Regions from separate parts of the Homo sapiens genome. Here all the other regions are linked to region 3. A link is a loop called in an ENCODE intact Hi-C map of the cell type or tissue named here. Cell type or tissue: endothelial cell of umbilical vein. All regions are shown on one strand. Links, peaks and the distances in the headings refer to the core of each region. The heading gives the core; the rest is flanking DNA. Region 1 has its middle 46 kb from the start of MDFIC2. Region 2 has its middle 120 kb from the start of SAMMSON. Region 3 overlaps MDFIC2 (MyoD family inhibitor domain containing 2).

The links. A loop is a pair of places that touch in the nucleus more often than their neighbours do. Peaks named below come from ENCODE experiments on the same cell type or tissue, not always from the same donor. Only the 100,000 strongest peaks of a DNase experiment are listed, where the experiment ranks them.
Region 1: it touches region 3 in a loop (4-fold over the local background); 4 of 110 quality-filtered maps call a loop at or near these places.
Region 2: a loop joins it to region 3, with 2.0 times the contacts of the local background. A loop is called at or near these places in 2 of 110 quality-filtered maps.

Annotation. Positions count from the first base shown.
Region 1 is chr3:70,354,789-70,363,056 of GRCh38, reverse strand. It overlaps a transcript of SAMMSON not described here. Among named protein-coding and RNA genes, the nearest start is that of MDFIC2, 46 kb to the right of the region's middle. In endothelial cell of umbilical vein, for the core only: a CTCF peak has its summit at 3,857 (motif pointing right); a DNase peak (open chromatin) is centred at 3,896.
Region 2 is chr3:70,116,083-70,124,350 of GRCh38, reverse strand. It overlaps a transcript of SAMMSON not described here. Among named protein-coding and RNA genes, the nearest start is that of SAMMSON, 120 kb to the right of the region's middle. RefSeq lists an enhancer at 3,686-3,905. In endothelial cell of umbilical vein, for the core only: a CTCF peak has its summit at 3,794 (motif pointing left); a DNase peak (open chromatin) is centred at 3,770.
Region 3 is chr3:70,246,049-70,254,316 of GRCh38, reverse strand. All of the region lies in intron 2 of MDFIC2 (MyoD family inhibitor domain containing 2), which reads left to right. It also overlaps a transcript of SAMMSON not described here. Among named protein-coding and RNA genes, the nearest start is that of MDFIC2, 62 kb to the left of the region's middle. In endothelial cell of umbilical vein, for the core only: no CTCF peak of the experiment used is centred there; DNase peaks (open chromatin) are centred at 4,606 and 6,046; H3K27ac peaks cover 3,633 bases.

The sequences.
Region 1 (8,268 bases), core at 1,320-6,319, 110 kb before region 3:
CTTTGTCTTTACTATGGTCTATCTGTTAGTCCATGCCTCTTATAGACCCTTGCATCAGAATTACTTGGAGTGCAATGTCAACCATAGAGATAGATACTTGGGCTCTATCGCAGACCCCATGCTGTCAATATTACTGGACATGAGCCTGATAAACTCCATCTAACATGTTTTCTATACTCTGAGAGTCACTGTTGAAACCCATACATAACACTTGTTACTGAAGCAGCCACTGGAGAAAAAAAAAAAAAAAAAGCAGATCTTTCCTGGGTTACCAAAATTTCACAGATCAGAGTAAGCTTCTTGTATTAGTAACAGTTATTTATACAGAATATGTAGGTAAGAAGCAATTCAGGGATGTAAAAAAAAGATACACATGTGTATACATACATACACACATACACACTTTTTTACCAAGTCCAGGGATTGTCAAAAAGTACTTTGTAGGTCTTTTTTTTTCTATTCCTCACTTCTACCAGACTCAGTCTCTGCCTTTATCTGTTTCATACTTAGTATTCCATGAAATGTTTCATTTAATAAATTGTTCTGCTTCTCAAGAGAAAAGGCTTTAAAAACTATTGGTATGGTTCTACCATAAACCTACTAAACAGACTTTCTATACATGCAGAACACCAGAAACATAAGGTCAAAGACATACGTGTTCTGGGCTCCACAAGGGAAAGAAAGGCAAATTATCTACTACTTCTAGTTTTCCCAAAGACTGATCCCTGTTGAGAAATTCAAACATCTTTGACTTTACCTATTAGATCAATTAATTTCTAATGTTTAATCTTGGACTTGATCTGTTAGGTCAACTTATTTCTAACTTTTTAAATGTTTGATACAAAAGAAAATCTAAACCACCACTTATCATCCGAGAGTCAATCCAAATGTTATTTCCCCAAGTAAAGACTTTGACTTCTTCAAGTATATTTAAAGAATCCTTCCCTTTTTTCTACCACACTTTACAGGCATTTAACACAGAATTGTAAATGATGGTTTGCATATCTTTATCCCCTGTAGACAACAGCCAAGGTGTAAACATTCATCTCGGGAAATCCAAGCATAATAGGTACATTAAAATAATTACATGGATCTATTTATATAGCAAAAGATTCAGTCCTCTGCTCTAGGTAATCCTGTAGTATCCTCAGAGCATCTCAGAAAAGTGTTACCTATTTTAAATTTGTCTCCTATTTTTGGATTTATGTTCTTGCTCTTTGATCTTCACTTGCGGTGAAAATGTTAAAAGAATGATGTTGCCTGCAGCCGAGTTCATGTTGAAAAAGGCACTATATTGAGGTGCAGTTTGAAACGTGACAGCATATGTAAATGTGTTGGTGACGCTAAAAATACATGGATAAATGATGCATGACATCCACAGAGTATGCACAACTTTGTATTTATATAGTACCTACATGTAGACATTAGGATTCTATTTATGCATTTGCCAAGAAAGGGAAAAGTGTCTACATATGTCTCGTAAATATGGATCCGGGCTCATGCCCAATGCAGATGCTGCAGCGAGATGAGAGTGGGGAAGGGGCTTGTTGCTCTGGGAGCAGGCTGTCTGTCAGATCATTTCCCCAGAATAGGTTTCTGGAAACATGAACAAAGATGACGGCCCAGAGACAACAGAAATTTATCCAAAGAGGATAAAAATTCCTTTCCATAGTGGTTCAGTAGTATGTCTAATTTCTTATAATTCTTTGAAAATTGGTAATCTAGAAATGTCGGATGTGACTGCATTCAGTTAGCCAATGTATTAAAAGAACCCAAGAACTCCCATTTACCAAGTACTTAAAGAGATCAGAGTTCTGCTTATGCCTTGTCTACAACCAGGATGATGACTCACAAGGAGACTACAGGGGTTTTCAAAGAGAAAATGATGACATCACTGATGCAATACGTCTTTAAGGGTTTTGCCCTTAAAGTCAGAAAACCCAGGATTACAGTTTCCATCTTAGCACTTCGTGTCTCTCTGACCTTGGGCCTCTGAGGCTGAGTTTTCTTATCTGTAATACAGGGATGGTTAAGTACCTACCTCATATAGAGTTTTAAAAAATTAAATGGTAGAATGCTGGTAAAATAATTAGCACAGTGACGGGATAGTTCATAATGCAAAACATGATAGCTATTCATTACATGTATGCTCTGCTAATATTTCTCCCTTAATAAAATAGGGCTTCTTCATTTAGAATTATATTAGACTAAATAATATTTTAATATTCTCACTCTGAAATATAAATGCATAATTCCAAAAAGCTTAGCACATACAAACTTTTCCAAAATATGAATTTTTTTCCATTTATATTATGATGTTTTATCATAACTTACTCTGAGAAGTGTTCAATTGTTATATCTCATTCAAAAATTCAATGATTAAGCATTCAACTTATGACACTCACAATGTTAAATCAAATTCTATGTCTACCATCCTAGTCTGCCTTCAGATTTTCCTTTCAAATCAGTATGGGAAAGAAATATGATAGCTGTAGGTTTGCTGGTCTGGGAGATGGTGCTGGAATAGAGTGCGTTTAGTCTGGTGAAGTAAGGAAGTTTCTATAATCTCGTTACTTTCCCCTGGTGCCTCAGTTTAAAACATATAACAGTCATTTTTACAATAGGAAAAGTGACTTACTTGTATAGTTATCAGCTTTTACTGCAAAAGAATTAATGTCCATAACCACTTAACATTGTTTCTAAGAAGGTCCCGTCCTTATTGTATACTTAAGTTGTAACGTTCAATGATGCAGAATCCGTGTCTTGAATTAGGAAAACTTGGCACTTTACTAGTTTAATTTTACATGTTTTAATCCATATGAGGCATAAGAATGAAACAAAATGGTGGCGGGAGATCTTTTGCTCTTCTCCTTTCTATTAAATCTTTGGCTTTTCTTTATCTTCCCCCTCCCTCCCTTCTTCTCTAATCCCCTTGTTCATTTCTTACATAGACAATGACATAAAAAGGAGATGGTGAATAAAATAAAGGGTTAGACTTTGATCAGCAAATGCGCCGACGGAAGTCTGTTCCATTTACTAGCTCAAATTCCTCAGATGAAGGATTTGATCTTTATAGTAAAAAATATTCCACCGTGATACTCTTCAAGTGTGAGTCTCACAGCACCAATTCGCCACCAACTCAACCTGCTTGACAACTGCTCTGCATTCTTCTAACTCCAGAGAGCCTTACAAGTATGGAGAAAAGTATATGCTAACCTAGTACATTATAAAGGTCTGAGATATTGCAATCATTATTATCTCTAAAATAATTCTCTCTAAATAAAACAAAAAATAATCTAATTAAGTAGAAAAAAGCACTATCTCTGTATCAGCAATAAGCAATAAATTGTTATCAGCAATAAATGAAAAATCTAAATATTTTAAACAAGTAAATGAATAGTCTTAAGTGTGACGGCTTAGCTACAGAACAGAGAAAAGGCTCGCGATAGTTTAAAATAATAGTGATACAATTTTAATAAGGTGGCATTTTTTATTACAAACATTTAAGCGCTCTTTCTGATCTCTCATATTATACTCAGCAGTTAAGCAGCTTTTTTGTGGAGCTTTTCTAACCACCTCATTTAACATTAGATATAACTTTTAGTTTAATTAAAGCATTCTTCTTTTTCAGTAATAGTCAATTGTTTTCAGTTCACCCATTAGGTATAATTGTTTTCTTTGATCCATTCAAAACCTGGCTATTTTTCATGGTTAATTAAATCAACACTTGACCACAGCATTTAATGCTTAACTCAGTTTTATTTCTATTCTTGAGTACTTGGGCTTCTTCACATACTACGTCTTGAAAAGATTGCTCACATTAAGTTACATACCACCTACAACTTGTCCCTGTAAGTAGAGGCAAAGTGTGTATTTCAGGAATTCCAGCAGAGGGCAGTCAAGCAAGAATAATCATTTTTGCAAGAGGAGAAATTGATGATGATGTTTTCTGATATTTTTTCAAATCAAATTAACATCAGAGTATGTGTGTGTGAGTGTATATGTGTGTTGGGGGCTGGGGGTGGGTGGAACAAATCTATCCTTGGCGAGCCAACTCATTTCTCACTTAACCTCTCTCTCAGCTGAATAAGAGCCACTGTGTGCACAAGATAAGAGACAAGATATTTGCAAAACACTCCTAGTATTAAAACCAAAGCCATAAATTCTGTTACGACAACTGACATTTTCATCACTCTCTACTTTGGCTTCTTTTACATTATATGGATTTTAAGAATAAGTTCACATCATTGAAGAAAGTAATCAAACTTTTGAAGAATAATACTTCTTGCCAGGAAATTATTGAAATAAATACATTTTAACTACAAAGCAATGCAATAAACAAAAGTAAGTTGGCTTCAGTTTTCACAAGAAAAAAAAACAGAAGATATATTTTCTACCCCTATTTAGGAGATGACAGGTGGAGCTTCCAATCCACAGAATGCTCATTTCTAACATGACTAACAACTCCTATATGCCACTTCTGGCCAATGAGCTCTCAATTACTTGCCATCTGTTTCTTTTCAAAGAGGCCTTCCATGAGCCAACAACCAGAAGCATTGCACTAGGGATCACCTGGCCAGAGATATGGAAGTTCCATTCCTTTAACTCTTATACCGTGCCATATGCTGGTAAATATTAAATGGCCAGCTTTTCAGGAGGAAAAAGCACTAAATCATAGCTTTTGCCAATTTCTGTAGTGTAAATACTCATGCCATAGTAGATTTCAACTTACCAATATGAAGTCACTGAACATGGAGCTGGAAAGAGCTGCATGGTAGCACACCATTAGGTCATGTTCCCAACCTACAGATAGAGTGGACATAGTCACAAAAGTAAAGATAATGGCAAAAATGTAGTAAAATAATTAGGAAACAGTAAGTTTCAAATACGTATTACTTTTGTTTTTTAAGGTAATTTATGTATTATAAGTCAATATACTTTATTTTTTGATAATGGCTATGTTTAACAATTGGCTCACAAAACCACTGCAAATTTAACAGTCATTTCTTGGGAACTGTACGAACTGACTCAAGTACACCACAGATACACCAGACCTTCTGGTACTTAATCTTAAGAGAAGTAGTACAACAAAACACAACAAGAGTCAAGATGGAGAAGTTGTCCATTTTGTTTAAAGCACTTCATCATCCTTTATACTCAGTTTTCTAGGCAGGAAAAATCATATCCCATTAATAGAAAATACTCTTTACTTTTAAAATAAAAGGGATATAAATTTGACACATTTTGTCATATGAATCACTTATGTGTCACTTTCATGCTTTTTTTGCCCTGTGAACACGTTATTATTATTATTTTCATTCTTAAATGTTTCTTTTTTTAAAATTTTATTTTAAGCTCTGGGATACATGTGCAGAATGTGCAGTTTTGTTCCATAAGTATACATGTGCCATGGTGGTTTGCTACACCCATTGACCCATCTTCTAAGTTTCCTCCCCTAGCCTCCCAGCCCCCAGCAGGCCCTGGTGTGTGTTGTTCCCCACTCTGTGTCCATGTGCTCTCATTTTAACATGTAATTATTTCACTTTTTGAAAATCCACTCAACTTTTAAAATAAAAAATTTTATTTAAAAACATCACATTCATAAAGGGAAAATCATTAACATATTTTACAAATAGGCATTAACCCTAAATATAAATGATAAAAGCACTATGTTAGTAAATTCTGTCTAGAAACCACTGCTTACCAAAAGCTTTGTATCTGAGGCCTGCTCTCTTTTTGCCAAAAAGATGCTTTCCTGAGTTTAATAAAATATTAAAAACACATTAGCACTCATTGAGACTTTTTCCTTTACATAATCAGGAAAACGGAAGCTGAATTAAACAGAGATTCTCGCTATGCAGTTCAATGTTGTTTATTTTCATGTCCATGTCCTTGTACATAAAATCCATTAGAATGCATCCTAAAATCATCTCACCTACCACTGGGGGTGCACGTTCCAAGTTTGTAATAGCACCACCATCCCACCAGTTGGTTAAAACCCCCAGAATATAATTTTTCTTCTCTAGATTACAGGCTCTACTAATTCTACTTCAAAAGTAGGTGACTTACTGTATGCATTTTGGCAAATTACTTAATATTTGCTAATCCTGAGTTGCCTTCTCAGTTATTATGAAGATTAAAAGTACTTATCACAGTAATTGCCTGGGATAAAGTCAGTGCTCAAAAAAAGTGCCATCTGTAAGTACTGCTCTGGGTGGTGTCATGATTATCAATAAAGGTAGCTATGTGGTTTCCCAGCCCACAGCAAATTAGAAAGAGAGACAGCCTGGGATTGGTATTCTTAAGGCAGAAAGAAACATCAATTTAACTTCTGCTCATTCATGAAAACACAACCTACAAAAAAACAAAAAGGATAGGTATTTTAAAAGTTTAAGAGTTTTTAATACAAATATTTTGTTTAAAAAACAAAAGGACAAGTATTTTAAAAGTAAGAATAGTGAGGAACCATGGAAGACCAGAGAAAGGAGCTGACATCTCTCAGTGGATCTTGAGAATGTCATTAAATGACTGGTGGGACTTGTAACCAGAACTCAGGGTTATCAAGAAAATTTTAAAATATATTCGATTATTTATTTATTTAGGCAGGTTAGGGTATAGCACATTTTGGAAATATTTTTGTTAGTATACCTAAGTTGATTAAAGTTGGTTAAATTATATAATTTGATGGTTTTGTTTTGTAGGCACAGAAAGAAAACTAGAAAAACATATGCCAAAATCTTAATGGTTGTCATTGCTGGATTTGGGGTAATAGGTAACTTTTATATTATTTCGTGTGATAATTTCTAAGTTTTCTGAAATGAATGTATACTATTTTATAATCTATAAAAAGCCAATGATTTTGTAAAAAAGTTAATGAAGGGGAACAATTTCACTTTTTCAGAAACTGAATAAAAATTAATACCTGCTTTTATGAATGTCACTGAGTCATTACCGTTAGATCAGTAATCAAGTGTTAGGAATTCAGATTCATATAAACTTAAGGAACAAATCATTTCAGAACTAATCCTATTGATGTATATTGATTTAAACTTCATTTTAATTATTATGACAAATGTATGTCTTTTTGTCTCTCCTAGTTTGCTAGGTTGTTTTCTGATGAGCTTTTTTTTAGAATATGTGAAGAATCATAAATAAAATGTGATAAGAAAACCTGGATTACATGCTCAAAGGATTGTTGAAGGAACAAGTGAAATAGTTCCTTCGTTTGGAATTTCACAGCAATGTGCCTGAGTGTGCCGTTTACCTCTCCACTTCTCCTACTCCTTATGCTGAGTGTTCAGTGGATACTTTTAATCTGTAGAGTATGTCTATAGGTTCTGAAAAGTTACGCTTGCATTACTTATTTAATAATTTCTTGCCGTCTATTTTCTTTCTTCTCTTTTTTAAAGATACTTTTAGCTCACTCCAAAGATTTTTTTCCCCTCTCCTGTTTTCACTTTCTTTCCATTTTTGGTTCCACTTTCTGGAAAGTATCTATGACTTCATCTTCCAATTTTAAAACTGATTTCTTTGCAAGCATTTTAAAAGATTCTCCAGAGCTCTCTTTTGATCTCTGGTTATTTATTTTTAAAAATAACACCCTGTTTTTGTTTCATGGAAGTAATGTCAGGTATGAATGAGGATTCTAATTGGTTTTTTTTTTCTTATGCCTACTTTATCTGTGCATGTTTCAGTTGGCTCTTTGCATGTATTCATTTCAATATCACTCTTCCTTGTTGGAAGATTTCCTGAACAGCTGGTGGTCCTTGATTTATTTGTATGTAAGAATGTGTGATGAGAAAATTGATTGGAAACTTAGTAGAGTTTGCTGATTGGTTGCATGGGATGCTGTATTCTCAACCAGATCTCCAGCGTCAGTATGTGGGGATCTTCTCTTAGCAGCTGTTCTATGAATTCAGAAGAGACCTGAAGTCTCCTACCCGAGAGTTAGGCACCTGGTTACTGGTGTTCTTTGCACTGGCCAGGGGTAGGTAGCTTATTTCCAACTATTAAATTTCAATTTATCCCTTGTTTTTAATCTCTATCTTTAGTGTACTATTGCTGAGTCGTGGTAAATCTGAGTTAGTTTAGTCTTCCAAGAAGCAGAAACCAAGATGTGATTAAAAGTCCAAGGATTTTATTAAGAAAAATACCCAGGTGAGAGAAAACAGAGAAGGACCTAGATAAAGCTGGAAAGGCAATCAGACCACAATGCATGTCTGATGCCCAGTGAAGGACAGAGGGAAGGAACGCTGGGTGAAAGCATCC
Region 2 (8,268 bases), core at 1,426-6,425, 130 kb after region 3:
GTCACACCTGTAACTTGTAAGTTTATTCATTAGTTCATTCAGTAGTTATTTATAGAATACCTACTCTGAGCCAAGTACTCCCATAGAACATTGAAGAGAAACATAGTCATTAACTTCACTCATTCATCTAATAAGTTCTGTGAGGTAGGCTCTCTGCTGTGTGCTAGAGATATGGTAGGGGATAAGACAAAGTACAACCCAGGAGACAGACAATCAAATAATCACAGTGACCGATTCAAGAGGTGAGAGAATGTTCAGGAAACCAAGGCCAGGAGAGATTGTGACTTCCCCAGGGTACCCAGTTAGTCAGCGAGGAAGCTGGACCTAGAATCTGTCTTCCGGGCATCCGCCCAATCTGTTCAGAGGCAACAACATTGAAAATGGCTCTCACTCCCTGCATTCCTGCTATGCTACTTCCTGTGCTGGGTGCTCATTTATCCTCACACATGCTGGCTCCATTTCATTCTGATACCTTAAAATGATTCTGGAAAGGGAATCCTCAGAGGCCCTCCAAAAGCCTGAAGGCTTTACCTTCCTGCACTCTCCCTGCCCCCAACACATCTGCACATCTCTGAGAGGGGATCTGCTCCTCCCTACAAACTTGAAGGCACCTTAAAGGCTTTCTACTCCCTGGCTCAGTTCCCTGCCCAGGTGACATGTGAGCAGTGACAAAGCCATGTAAACTATTCCCAGAACACTGGTTTCCAAGCATGGCTGAACGCCATAATCACCTGGTCAGGGGCTGGGGAGTGAGGGAGTGTGCTTTAAAACTAGCTTACCCGGCTGGGCATGGTGGCTCATGCCTGTAATCCCAGCACTTTGGGAAGCTGAGGCAAGTGGATCGCTTCAGCTCAGGAGTTCGAGACCAGCCTGGTCAACATGGCAAAACCTTGTCTTTACAAAAATACAAAAATTAGCTAGGCGTGGTGGCAGGCATCTGTAATCCTTGCTACTCTGGAGACTGAGGCACAAGAATCAATTGCCTGAGCTCGGGAGGCAGAGGTTGCAGTGAGCCAAGATCACACCACTGTACTCCAGCCTAGGCAACAGAGCGAGACTTCATCTCAAAAAACACAAAACAAAACAAACTAGCTTACCAGCAAGGCATGATCTAATATAGAGGTTACCAAAGTATGTCCCCAGTCCAGCAGCATCAGTAGAATCTTTGAACTTGGTAGAAATGCAGAGTCTTGGGCCCCTTCCCCAGCCCCACTGAATGAGAAGTCTGTGGGTAGCCCCATCATCTGTGCTCTAACAAGCCCTCTGAATGGTTCTGAGGCTGTAACTATTTATCTAGGAGTTATCAGGTAAGGGCTAGGGACTATTTTTAAGTATTTCAGGTAATTTAGAAGTCCAGAGAGTTGGGAACCACAAGGAGAGCATTCCTCACTGCAAAAAACACACTTTGGAATGCCCTAGGACGGTGAGGTGAATGCTATACAAAAGAAAATATTGGAGAAGACATTCGAGAACAGTAAGGTTGGAAAAATTTGGCAGACAATTTAAAAATTGAAAAGCATTGCTATTAATTACAGTACATGCAAAAGTTATGCTATAGGATAAAAAACTTATTTTGCAAAACAATCCTATTTTGAGACCTAGAAAACTAATCTTTCAAAAGTTATCTATTCTAGAAACAATTTAAGGAATACATGCCTGAAATAGAGAAAAATCTTCTGTTTCACAGCTTTTCATCTTGAATAAAAAACATGTTTTTTTCACTATTTGTTTTCTTATTGACAGTTAATGTTAAATTATTACTGTTTTAAACGTTCATAATGTTATTTTACATTTGTTAATAAGCATATCTATATTCTTTATGTTCTTTAATAATTGAAAATTGGGCTGAGTGCAATGGCATAGGCCTGTAATCCTAACAATTTGGGAGGGCGAGCAGGTGGATTGCTGGAGCCCAGGAGTTTGAGACCAGCCTGGGCAACATGGTAAAACCCCAAACCCCGTCTCCACACACACAAAGAAAATATATAATAATTAGCTGGGCTTAGTGGACACGCCTGTAGTCCCAGCTACTCAAGAGGCTGAGGTAGGAGGATTGCTTGAGCCCAGGAGGTAAAGGCTGCAGTGAGCCAGGCTCACACCACTACACTCCGGCCTGGGTGACAGAGAGAAATTTTGTCTTACAAAAAAGGAAAATTAATAGGAAAGAGATAAAATTATAAAGACCATCACATTCCTGATTATAGACTGCATAGTATTAGTGAAAATAAAATCCTCAATGACTAATACTTTTTACCTCTTATTATTAATTCCAAAGTAAATGTCCCACACAAACAGTATAATAGGATAATTTTTGGCACCAAATCGATACTTGTTATTATATCCCAGGTCTGTCGAGACCCTGGTCAATGGTGGTGTCCCTCTGAGTCTCTTACGAGATTCATACCAAGTGCCTGGACTGTGCCAAGTAACACCCCGCTTCAAACACAACAACATTGTGCAGGGGGGATCCTTAGAATCCACACTTTCAAATGGGAGAATGCAAGCTTAAAGTAGTTAAGCTACGTAGCTGACTCGGCTGACTCCAGGCAGTCGGCCACCAGTCTTTGTCCCTGCCCTGTCACTGTCCTGTCTCCTTCACGCCTAAGGCAGCACCAGCACCAGAAACACAGTGGACGCTCAGGAAATTCAGCACTATTTTGTTTGTTTGCTGTGTGTATTGGCTTTTGCTTGGGCCGGCTTAAGACTTTCAAAGCCCCAAGTTACTGAAAAGCTTACATAATTCAAATTTTAAAACCATGCTCGACTATAAAGGAAGCTGAAGAAAGTCCAAGAAAGTCTTTATTTTTCTCATGATGACTCTTCTGATGCTTTGTTAAAAGATCAAATGTAAAAATTCTTTAAAGTAAATGTGTATTTTTTTTTGCCTTGCTTGGTACACTACAAACATACACACGATACAGTACAGTATGGGCCCATTTCAACTGATGGAGAGTTCTTTCTAGACATCCTCCTACTCAGGGCTTATGCTAGGTATGACTGAGAGGAGGAGATGAAAGGCTGCATTCTACAGCAGGGGTCCCCAACCCTCGGGCCAGGGACCAGTACTGATCTGTGGCCTGTTAGGAACAGGGCTGCACAGCAGGAGGTGAGCTGGCAAGTGGAGCTTCATCTGTGTTTACAGCTGCTCCCCATGGCTCACATCACCACCTGAGCTCCGCCTCCTGTCGGATCAGCAGTGGCGTTAGATTCTTATAGGAGCGCGAACCCTATTGTGAACTGCACATGCAAGGAATCTAGATTGCGTGCTCCTTGTGAGAATCTAATGCCTGATGATCTGTCACTGTCTCTCATGACCCCCAGATACGGCTTACCATTTAGTTGCAGGAAAACAAGCTCAGAGTACCCTCTGATTCTACATAATGGTGAGTTGCATAATTATTTCATTATGTATTACGATGTAATAATAGAAATGAATTGCACAATAAATGTAATGCGCTTGAATCATCCCGAAACCATCCCCCCACACCTCCAGTCCGTGGAAAAATTGTCTTTCATAAAACTAGTCCCTGGTGCCAGAAAGGTTGGGGATCACTGCTCTATATGATCATTGCTTCAGTGCATCCCTGACTCAGCAGACACTTGAGAGAGCTTCAAGAGAAGACTAGGTGCTAGAGGATACTCTCCTGCGTTTTTAATATTTCACTGCCAATTCAGGTTTAGTCGCCTCAGTCAAAAACAATCTTGGAGTGTCACCTCCAAGGACATTTGCTTGAGCATGGAGGCATGGCTGACTTCAGTTCTCACATGAGTGCAAGAGCTCCTCCTGCTGGCAGAGGTGAGAGCAACACTCCAGAGTACATGCGTGAAGCAGGCAGCTTCTGTCATCATGGCGGGCCATCATGGTATGGCGAGAAGAAACCAAACTTTGACGTGAATTGAATGTAAAAACCTGCATCCAATCAAATGCATGGGCTTGACTGTCCTGAAAAAAATCAAATTCTTCATCCTAGATTAGCTCTCGCTAATTTGGGGTTCTCTCAGAGCACTGGCTGACCGACTCGCCTTCTAAAATGCTAATCACCAAATGCCATACATCCCTGGGTTCCATTCTGAACTCCTCACCTTATTCCAAAGCCCCCATATGAAGTGTCTCTCGTGACAAGTGTGGGGAAAATGTGGTGAAGAGTTAAAAGTGAATCTCTTACCTCTTTGAACTGTTTTCTTCGTACTTCATGTACACAGATACACTTTTGATGTGTTAACTAGAAAATCTGACTAGAAAAGAACAAAGCAGCTGTCACTGGAAGGAAGACACTGACAAAAAAAACCACACAGCCCTTTATTGAAGAACTGTCAAGCCCATCCTACAGTTCTGGGGTTGTCTGTGGTATTTATCAAAGACCTAGATCTGATGCAGGAAATTAAAAATAATAATAATAATAAATCTATCCACTGGGCATTTATTAAAGGAATCTAAAATTCTATTACATTTAAAATAACCAAAATGGATATTTTAACAATTCAAATACAAGGTTGTTTGTATTAGTTACATATATATGCATATTTGTATATTCATGTGCATGCTTTCTTACCACAAAAATGCACATGTATATATAGAGAATAAAGATATATACATAGATAATGTGTTTACACACAAATTAAAAACATTTTTTCTCACTATGAGGAATCTTTTAATGTATTTAAACATTTTTCTTGATATAACCTTTATTTTAATATTACATATAAAATTGAAGCTTTTGAATATTTCTGAAATTTGCTTAAATGGTCTGTCCAGGAAAGTGGATTCCTGCATTTCATGTTGCTCAATGGACTCACAATATTTTCCTGAATGTCATTCCCAGCTTTGAGGTAATGTACATGTTTTTCTTTCCTCTGTGCCATTATATATTTATTATAAAATTTTCTGTTCTATGTGCTATTTCAGCCCAGTCCTAATTACTGTATTACATGGAATTCAATTACCGTTTTCTAAGTAAATATACTGTATGTAATAAGAGTAGCGGTCAGGGGGCAGTGGCTCACGCCTGTAATCCCAGCACTTTGGGAGACCAAGGCAGGTGGATCACCTGAGGTCAGGAGTTCGAGAGCAGCCTGGCTAGCATGGTGAAACCCTGTCTCTACTAAAAATATAAAAATTAGCCAGGTGTGGTGGCGGGCGCCTGTAATCCCAGCTACTCAGGAGGCTGAGGTAGGAGAATTGCTTGAACCCAAGAGGTGGACGTTGCAGTGAGCCGACATCACGCCATGGCACTCCAGCTTGGGTAACAAGAGCGAAACTCCGTCTCAAAAAAAATAATAATAAATAAATAAGAGTAGTTTTCTTACAAAACCCCAATGACATGAACACGAGGAGAAAAGAAATCTAGGAAAGAGTGCACAGAAAAGCAGAACAGATAAAGTTGCTAAGTGTAGCTGGAAATGGTCCATATATTCAAACAAATCTATCTCCTCATATTTTCTGGTCACATTGCCAGATTATAGGATAGGCTTCAGACTTGAGGCTTCACATCTTAGCTATATCACTTAAGAGTAGTATGTCTTTGGGCAGGTTACTTAACTTCTGAGCCTCAGTTTCTTCACCTGTAAAATAGGGGTAACAGCTACCTCACAAAGGTTGTTTAACTGAGACATATTTACCACAGCAGGGTCCCCACAACATTAGTTTGAAAGGAAGCAAGTAGATGTTGGATGCTAAAAAAGGGCTCGGGGTGCCATGGTTAAATCAGTTTGAGAGGTGGGACATTGAACAATGCAGAACAGATTTCTGTTTTACAGAACAGAATGCAGGGCTTCTCAGAGCCTTTCCCATGCTCCTTTTAATCAAAATATAATTCAGTATTCAGATTTCCACAGAATTATTTGACCTGAAATCCTTTTATGATGAGTGTTTCTGGGGATTAACGTTTCTCAGAACACATTTTGGGTGCAAAATAAAAGGTTGGGGGAAAAAAGATTCTAACAGACATCTCAGGTCAACATAAACTTTTTAATGGTACATTTGAACTTGCTGGCATAAAGACAATGTAACAACAATGGAGAAACTATCTGGTAATTCAGGTCACTACTGCCTCAGTTGCAAAGTGCTTCTCATGGTCTAAATTGGCAACCAAGTGTATTTGTCCGTGCATATTAAGAAAAAGATTATCTGGCCAGGCACAGTGGCTCACGCCTGTAATCCCAGCACTTTGGGAGGCTGAGGCAGCCGGATCACAAGGTCAGGAGATCGAGACCATCCTGGCTAACATGGTAAAAACCCCGTCTCTACTAAAAATAAAAAACAAAATTAGCCGGGCGTGGTGGTGGGGTGCCTGTAATCCCAGCTACTTGCGAGGCTGAGGCAGGAGAGTGGTGTGAACCCGGGAGGTGGAGGTTGCAGTGAGCCGAGATGGCGCCACTGCACTCCAGCCTGGGCAACAGAGCGAGACTCCGTCTCAAAAAATAAATAAATAAATAAAATTAAATTAAAAAAATTATCCAGAGGACAAATTTATTAGGTAAATAAATAGCTAGAAATATTTTTCATAGAAAGAATTTGTTAATGGTTTAAATTAGATTTCCTTATAAGTGCTTTAAATGTATTTATGTATCTAAACAATTATCAAGTTGCACTGTGGACCAAGCAGGTATCTAAATTGAGATCAGGACAAGCCCTGGGTAAGATATTGGTGGCCAATGATGTGGGTTTTATGGTCTTTCTCACCAGACCAACGCAAAGGAAGATTATCAGGGGGTTATACTGAGGCCCATGATCCCTTGTTTATTTTCAACTCTTAAAAGACAAAATACTGCATGGAACAAGGGCTCTATAAATATCTCTGTATAATTTAACTTTTCAATCAATTGAAGGCAAGAAGAATTGATGATTCATTTCTCTCCTTTTTAAAATTCTTTCTCTGAAAATTACAACATTTTCAAAGGATCTGATAAATAATATCAAGTTCATTGGCATTTCAAACAGACAAGACATTTATCTATTTTAAACTATGATGAATGTCATATTTCCATTCAAATTTGGGAAGATCACATTTTCAGCTACCAACCAACTATGGAAAAATCTTTCAGACAACAATAACCTCTTAATTGAAGATTTCTCTTAAAATTTTTAATAGAATAATGTGGGTGTTATCCTTCTGAAAAACAAAATTACTTTTAATGAAGCAGTTCAAAATCAGGGCAGAGAAAGAGCAAAGAGTTTCCTTGAGGTTCTGGTGACAGTTTACATAAAAAGATGTTTTATTTTCTCTTCCCAGGGTGTACACCATCATTTTATCTTATTATTCCTGACATTCAGTTCATCATATTAGCATCTTTGTGGGAAACAAGAAAGCAATTAAGGTTTTTGCTCTTTATTCTTTGGGAGACAGAGATTTTGCGTTTCTTCAAAACTCTTAATGATGAGGCAGACCTGGTCAAACACCAAATGCACGAGTTTTAAAATGCAATAAAGATAGAGCTTTAATAATTTTCAATTACAGTTATTCTGCAATAATGTTAGTGAATCTCATCTAAAAAGTAAATTATTCATTGAATAGGAAATAAGAAAGCTTTGGGATTGTATGAATCTCCCATTTAAAGTTTCACTAAGATTCTCCTTGATAAGGTCCTTTTAAAAGATTACATATTTTATACTTTGTTTCTATCCCTTTTCTTCATTCATGATGCTGTTTCTACTTTTTAATATACTTTTCTAACAAAACACGGTAGTTATAGAGTGGCCATTCAGACGGGTCTTTTCAGAATAAGTATTCATTCACTTGCAGCCAGAAATACTGATAATATGATATTTTTTTATTTAGTTTTAAGAATACATTTTCATTTTAAGCAAATGAAACTTAGAACCAAATAAAAAAAAACTGTCACTGGCTTTCATTAGAAAATTGGTAGGAAAAAGTCTCTCGTGTTGCCTTTGCATTGCGGAATCTTGCCTTTCATGTAAATAAATAGATCATTTACTGGAAAGTGCACAGAATACAGCAAAACTAAAGAATCCCAGAAAAATATTTTAAATCAAAATAAAATATGACAAAATGAAAAAGGGCAATGCAGACTATTTTCTTTAAAAAAAAAAAAAAAAAAGAAAGCATCGCCCTTCTCCTAAAACTTGAAAACAAGTCATTAACTTAGTCATTTTCTATATCCCCTTTGCAATAATTTCCAATATCTGTGCTCAGATAAATGCTAGATTCTTTATATCTCCCTGCTCTCTTTTCTCTTGCCATGAATTTAGTTACTTTCGTTAAATCTTCCAACCTTAAAATTGAAGAGGGTGTCAGAAATTTAACCTAG
Region 3 (8,268 bases), core at 2,234-7,233:
TGGGGTTGAGATTTTTTGAAAAAAGAATCCCTTAAGTAGTCTTAAAATATGACTTTAATTTATCCATTAAACTTAACAGAATTCAAATGCAGACTTCACAGCTGTTAAAATCATGCAATTGACACTAATGTTTTATCATTACTAGTTAGCATACAATTTTTTTTGTGTAATTGGAACTGGGTTTTGTTATGTACAATTACCAAAAAATTTTAATGCTCTGAAAAGAATATTAAAAATATAAATATGCCTACTAAATAACTGTTATCTGAATCAAACTGTACAGATTCATAATTAGTCTTATCTCTGCATTTGTTAACCCTTTTTTTGAATCTTCTGAGCTAGCTATATTATGCCACAGAGCATACTAGGAAAGCTTCTGGACTTTGTTTTGTTTTTAAAAGAGATTATACATTTTTAGTATGTTTAAAAAGTTTTATCTCCAGGAACAGAATTTTTTTCACTTAAGCTTATTTAATACAAGAGTTTCACATCTTTCTAAATGGGTTATGGTATAGTCTTATTGAGTATTTATGTTCAGATTTCAACATCTGGATAAAATATTTTCTTTTTTTATTTGTATTTTTACTTTTTTTAGAGTTGGGGTTTTGCACTGTAGCCCAGGCTGCAGTACAGTGGTGTTATCATAGCTCACTGCAGCATTGAACTCCTGGGCTCAAGCCATCCTCCTGCCTTAGCCTCTTGACTAGCTAGGACTACAGAGGTGCATCACCACACCTGGCTAATTATTTTGTATGTTGTAGGTGAGGTCTTGCTATGTTGCTCAGGCTTCCTATCTTGGCCTCCCAAAGTGCTGGGATGACAGGCATGAGCCACTGTGCCCAGCTGGATGAAACATTTTCAATGTGGAAATAAGGTGCCCCACCGAAAGCAGCCAAGGCTCTGGTATTCTACAACTCTTCATCCACTCTCTACTTTATCCACTCAGCCCCTTGCACATTTATCCCCCACCTTGGACTCCATGCACACCCCTGCCTCTGTATCCTTGCACTTCCCATTCCCCATAAATAAAATGGTCTTCCCTATCCACATGGCTCCCTCTATTACTTCTTTCAGGACTTCACTAAAAGGCACCTTCTCAGTAAGGACTGACCCTACCATATTTTCCAAAATGTTGTATCTCACTCACCTGCTGTATATTTTTCTCTTTAGCACTTATCACAATCCAAAATACTTTTTTATTTTAGGTATTAGTTTCTCTTCGATTTTTTTTTTCTTTGAGCAAAGTCTCACTCTTGTCCCCCAGGCTGGAGTACAATGGTGTGATCTCAGCTCACTGCAACCTCCACCTACTGGGTTCAAGCGATTCTCTTGCCTCAGCCTCCCTAGTAGCTGGAATTACAGGCGCCTGCCACCACAGCCGGCTAATTTTTGTATTTTTAGTAGAGAGGGGGTTTCACGATGTTGGCCACGCTGGTCTCGAACTCCTGACCTCAGGTGATCTGCCTGCCTCAGCCTCCCAAAGTGCTGGGATTACAGGCATGAGCCACCGCGCCTGGCCTTCTTTTTGATTTTCTTTTTAATGGTTTAGTTTGTTTTGTTCACTGATGTATCCACAGAACCAGTTCCTGACATGTAGAGGCATTCAATTTAAAAAAATAAATAAATAAACATAGGGCAATACAGTGCCTGAATGATGAAATTAGTTGGAACCAAATAGTTACCTCCTATAAATGGGGCACATCTTCTCCGGTTTACCATGGATATCTCATTCCTGTTATCTGGCCCACTTTATTGATTTATATTGTTTGCCTAGCCTCACTTAGCTTTTGCAATTGTAACCTTGAATCACGTTTGTAACTTATTATTCTCTCTGACCCATCTTAATTGAACCACTTGACTCCATAATCCATCGACAGTTATTACCACAATAGTTTATGTCCTCAGTTAAGACCCACTCCCCAACACCCAATTGTCTAAAAAAGTCATACACTGAAGCAAATGGGGTGACACCTATGAAAGGCTTATGGGAGAATTGTACGCCACACCATACACCAATGGAAAATCACAGCATACGATACATATACTTTAAGCCTAAGTCATACATTGGATAAGAATTCCACTGAAACTATGGGTTTGCAGAATTCCCCCATTTTGTTCAATTTTGCCAAGTAACAGGTTCAGGACATTGGTCAATTACACATGACTCATAACTTTATTAAAACTTTTCAGATCTATATGAGCTGAATTCAAGCTGCAGCTTCAGAGCTAGCTTAGAATTGAAAGACTTAATAATAACAGGAGAAACTCCTTTTGCCTCCTCACATATGCAGAATTGAAGGCACTTGTTTTGCCTTCAATTTTAGTTCCTTAACACGTGTTTTGAAGACAGTTAAGGAAGTAAAATTGGCACACTGTATTGGTTAAATATTGCCATAATTACAGTGTAACAAGACATCCCAAATTTCAATGGCAAATAACAACAAGCATTTATTTCTTTCTTGCTTATCTATGAGTCAGCTGCAGTTTGGCTAATCTGAATCAGGTGCAGTAGGGTTTGACTCAAAGCTGCAGGTGTGCCTAGGTCCGTTCTACAGGTTCCTCATCTTCCTTAGACGAGCAACTACTTAGGTATGGTATTAGGTTGGGGCAAAAGTAATTGCGGGTTTTGCCATTAAAAGTAATGGCAATATTATAATATTCTCAATGCAAAAGCAGAACCTAAATTTGCAGGTATATTGCTGTCATCATATTGTTTATGTTGGCCAAGTCAAGCCACTAAGCCTTCCAGAAAGGAGCAGGAATGTACACTCCACCATCATGAGGCCAGAGCAAGGCTATGCCTATAAAATACTATTTAAGGGAATGAAAAAGTGTAGACCAATACATTGATCTAATATATACCCACTATTATGCCAGTAGACAGATACCTGATATATCTGTAACCTTAAATCTTGGGATGCATAGTCAGATAAAAAAATCAGATAGTCCCCCTATTATGGCATAGGTGAACAATGAACATAGAAAATGAAGACTGAAGACTGCAGTAAATCACTTTACTTTCTGGACATTGAGTTCTAAGAACTCAGATATTAGAAATGAAACTCTACAAAGCATTGGCATCTCAAAATTCTGAGACAGTAATAACCACAGAACCTGAGGAGTAGCTCTGTCTCCAAAGATGTGGGCAGAAACCACCTTTTTGCAATTTCTCTAATGGAATTACAATTAACCACAGGCCTGTTGTACAATAAGGCTCCACTGGGTATTACGAGTTTGGTTTAATGAATACGATTCAACCGTGTACAGCATATTCTCTAAGTCTCTCTGGAAAGGCGTTTAAATGGTGATTTCACAAAATATTACTTTTAATCAAATCACATTGGGATGTCATTACTTAATAGTTTGTCTTTCTCTAAATAGATTAAATTTTATTGGAGACCATTTTTTTCAGCCAAATGTACTATATATTTTTGATGAAGCCTTCTTACTATTTGACAGTCTGCCCATTCAACCTGGCTTTCCCTGAAAAGAACTGTGTGCTGAAGAAGAAATGCATATGTTTATGTCTGTAAATCCAAAGAGAACACAATATTTTCTTAGTCCCAAATTGCAAGATGCTTCCAGGACAAACAAAAGAATTGCCAGTGGAAACTCTGGATATTAGTATTTGAAGTGTTCTAGGGAAGCTGGAAATTTTTGTGAAATAAAAACACAGCGTAATTTGAAATTACACACATTCGCTGAACAAACCTTTGCCAAACTGGCTGCTCAGAGACTATTTTTCCACCCGAATAGTTTAATGGTTTTTCTTTTAAGTATTAGTTGAAAATATTTATCTAAAAGCTCAAAGAAATGTCCTGGAGTTGATTTACATCTCGTTGGAAATCATTCTGAGGTTTGTGTTTGTGTGTGTGTGTGTGTGTGTGTGTGTGTGTGTGTGTGTGAGATTCATTAAAAGAAAAATACCGAATATTGTCAATAACAATAAAAACACAGGGCATGACTTCTCAATTACCTAAAAAATGTCGCTGGCAATAGTAAAATTACAAGTTACAAATTATATCCTAAGAGAGTAGAATTAATCAATAGAACGTGAGAGATTTGGTGCTTCAGCAGCACAAGATGAGAAGAATTAAGAGGCCCAACTCAAGAAGTTGTGAGAAAGTGTTAAAAACTCCAAATCCTTCACAATATTTATTGAACAGAGAAGAATAACTAGCAACAGGCTAAAAAATCCCCTGGCTTAAACAACTAAATAGAAGAAGGGATGTAAAATTTGCACAACCTGACCACACCCTTTATTTTAAAAGAATAACTTAATAAACAACTCGAAGCCAGAACTTCTCTCTAGATTTTACACCAAAATAGCTCAACACCAGCTAGGCTAGTGGATCTAATTATGTGCTATAACAGAGGCCACTTGGAGTACTGTTCCTTTTTTGCCAGAAAATTCTCTTGCCCCCTCAAGAATTTTTTTATTAACGTTAGCAAATAAAGGAATTTCAGCATCTTATTTTATGACCACTGGCATCAGTGGTTACAATTTGAAATAACTACCGTATCTTAGCAACTCTAATCTTAACAAAATAAATGCAGCAAGGAGCAAACAGGCTTCGCGCCATACTAATGTCTCATCAACATCCGAAAAAGGGGAAGGCGGGAAATAAATGAAGGATGACTCTCACTGTGCTGGTACTGTGGAATTGGCAGCTCTCCCATGACCAAAACATTACATTTCTTTCCATTTTCACAGCAGGGGCACCTGCAATGATATATTTTAAGAAAAAAAATTTACTTAGACCTAAAGGGGCAGGCATAAAAGAGAGAGGGGAAAGGATGATTAATCAGAAAGAGAAAGATGTGAGGGAAAAATTGAAATTGTATCCTGCTTATTTATTTTTCTTATGATGCAGAGGTCACAGCAATGGTAGTATCTGTTAGTTGTCTCCTAAATTGCATTCCAATCAATGCTCATATTTGCACAATATGATAGATCCCCCCCTTAGACACTGAAGCCTGAGGTAGCTCCAAATTCACATTATAACTTCCATCAGAAAGAAGGCACTACATAAATTGTGAATGAATGAATGAATCCAGTTCTGTCCCTTCAAACCGGTTAGTAAATATTAAGGACACAAAGCTCTTGATTCACTTCATACCTCTAGATCAATCACTTAAAGTGTTCCTAATGTAGAACTTGGTCCAAGTGTACATCCACATCGATCTGAAGTCAACCTCAGGAAGCACACCTTAAAGAAAAGATCAGGGACTTTGTGGTTAGAAGGACTTGAGTAGGGACCTCCACTTCCTCATTTCCTAGCACTGTGAACTTACGATAATATCTCTGAGCTTCCAATTCTTTAGCCGAATGGGATAGAACTCCCTAGGAAATAAAATGACAGTGAAGTTGTCAATTGGAATAATGTCTTAAAGCTTCTTAGCCCATTTCCTGGTAAGTAGATTTACCATCCAGTGAGTCCTTTCAATTGATTTCCTTTCAATTGAGTCATGTAGGCCACCACTGGCAAACATATCACACATGGTAGCCTACTCAATACTATCTTGTTTTATATTAACCAGGTTAATCACCATTTTCCAATATGTTGAGCTGTTGAGTTCTTTTGTTCACTAACTCTTGAATCTGGTTATTCTGTCCATTTCCAATGGCAAATTAACATCTTGTTTAAGCTTTAATTAACTCCTGTCTTTACTGTTGATTGTAAAAGCCTAAATATTGCTCTTCTAATCCAATCTTGTCCCTTCCAATCTGCTGCCAACATTCTCTTTCTAAATTTGACTATGTATTTTCCCTGTTTTAAATTCTCCTTTGTTTAATATATGAGCCTCCAAGTTCTGAGCTATGCCTACTTTTCAAGTTCCATTTCCTGGCATTCTTTCTACCCTGAACCCTACACTCCAGTTCAAACCAGTGTGCTTCTAATTCTGCTTCATAACCCAACACTTTTTGGCAATTTTGCTCTCAATATAACATGCTTTTCAAAATTTTTTCTCCATTTATAAACTCCTTCAGAGGTGGAACATTATTTCTCCAGTGAAGACATTCCTGCAATCTATTTAGAAAGTTGATAATATTCTACGTAAGATCATATCTATACAATATACTATGTTTTTATAGCACATAACTACAATGCTTTGCAATTATTTACTTACTCATGTTTCTGTCCTATTAGACTGTGAGTCAGAGACTTCAGGACAGAGAATAATATGGTTCATTACTCTCATTGTCTAGCACAGTGTCTGAATTTAATACATACTCAATAAATGTTAGCCTATCTCCTTTACCATTCTCCTTCCTACCCTTCAAATACTACAAAGATGGATCGAATTGACCTGTTTAGACTTTTATTTTGATCATTGTAGCATTAAATTCTACTTTATTTGTGAATGTAATGATTGATCTCATCTAAAAGAATACACATCTCTTTACTACAGAAAACAGAAACTTATAAAAAATAACTTATGATATTATTTTAGTGCTTCATGAATATTTTTATATCTATTTTTTTTAATGACCATAACCCTATTTTGTGTGTTTGAAACCTTGAATCTTCCTTTAGGCTCTGTCTCACTCTCTTTTTTTACCTTGGTCCCACTTGCTTTATATTGCATTGGCAAATGCTCATAGCATGTATACAGTAGAAACAAAACCAATGATAATGATGATTGGGATAAAAATAGTTACCTTGTGCTATTAGAGTCATAAATTCTGAAGATTAAAAGAGATATAATGTTATATATTAAAATTCTAATAGAATTGAGTTGTGGCATTGATATGTGATCAAAAAATTGGTATAATATAGAAAAATCCTATATGTTTAAACTCCTCTAGAAAATTTTCAACTAATTCATATAATAGATAATATATATTATATGATAAAGAATACATATGAAGTGCTCAAGAGCACAGTTAACTTTCTGTTATACAACCTTCCTGGTGGGCTTTAAAAAAATTATTCACTAACTCTCTCCGCATTAACCATTCAGAACTCCTCTGTTTTCATCCTTGTAAGAAATACTGCCAGAGAAACACAGCCTATAACTTACTGATAGGAAGGTGTCAAATTTCACCTTGCATCTGCTGAAGAATATCTCAAAATGGAAATAAAACCATGGAGGTAAAACTACCATTATGTCTGAAAACACAGGGAAGTCATCCAAAGTTAGAAAAAAGGAGAAAAATCAATCCAATGGCCAAGAATAAATTCATTCAAGCAACATGAATTGATCTTCTACCATGCGCTTGGTACTATGATTGGCATTCAGGAAAATAAACTAAAGAAAAAAAAATAACTATCCTTCGTGGTAGTCATGGAAACAGATAGGCGACCACTCACTGATTATTATGATATGCCCTGAGCCTTGTATTGTTCATGAATATTCCATCCAGAACCTATAATTACGAATTATTGAAAAAAGAGTCATGTCTAAATATAATATTATTTCTATTTTGTGAAGAAGAAAACATATTTACAAATATTTAAGATGGTAGGGTTGTTTTAAGGGTGACAAAAAATAAAGGTCTATTGGGTTTTTTTCCCTCTAAAAATGTTTTTTATACCAATGATAGTCTACTTTATAAAGAATACACAAAGTCTTGCTTTCGTAGTTTGGATTGCCAGATTAAATATAGAGTGCCCATAATTTTTTTTAGTATTGTGTCCCACGTATTGCTATATAAATGTAGGTTGTTGTCAACAACCCCTTAAATACGTTTCAGTTATCAAGTATGTTCCTCGTATTTCATGGAACATCCTTATACTAACAACTGATTCATTATTTAACTGAAATTCAAATTAAATTGTGCATCTCGTGTTTCTGTTTGATAAGTCTGATAGCCCTATGTATAGTGATGCCCATCCAATGATCAAACTCCCCACTTTGAGTTCACTCTATGTTGTTTCAGTGGACCAGTGGATTGAACAATGATGAGATACCAAGCAGCCTACTTGGTCTTGTGTTTACAACAGCAGTGTTGTTCAAGCATTTAGACTTAGACAGTTTCTTTCCAGCTTACGTTCAAACTGTTTCTGACATGTTGCTCAAGTAACAAAGTGTGACCTTTATCCTTTCCTCCTGGTGAACAAAACAGAAATTTTCTAAGGAGATAAAAATATCAAAAATTAAAAATGGTGATGTACTATTCCAAGAATCTTACGGCTGTCAATACTTTATGCTTTTAAATAGTTGCTACGGTTCATCCCAGAAGCATCTGCATATATCTGTGGGGTTTTTTTTTATGGTGTGTAGTGAACTTTGATATCTTTTGGGAATAAAAGAACTCTCTAT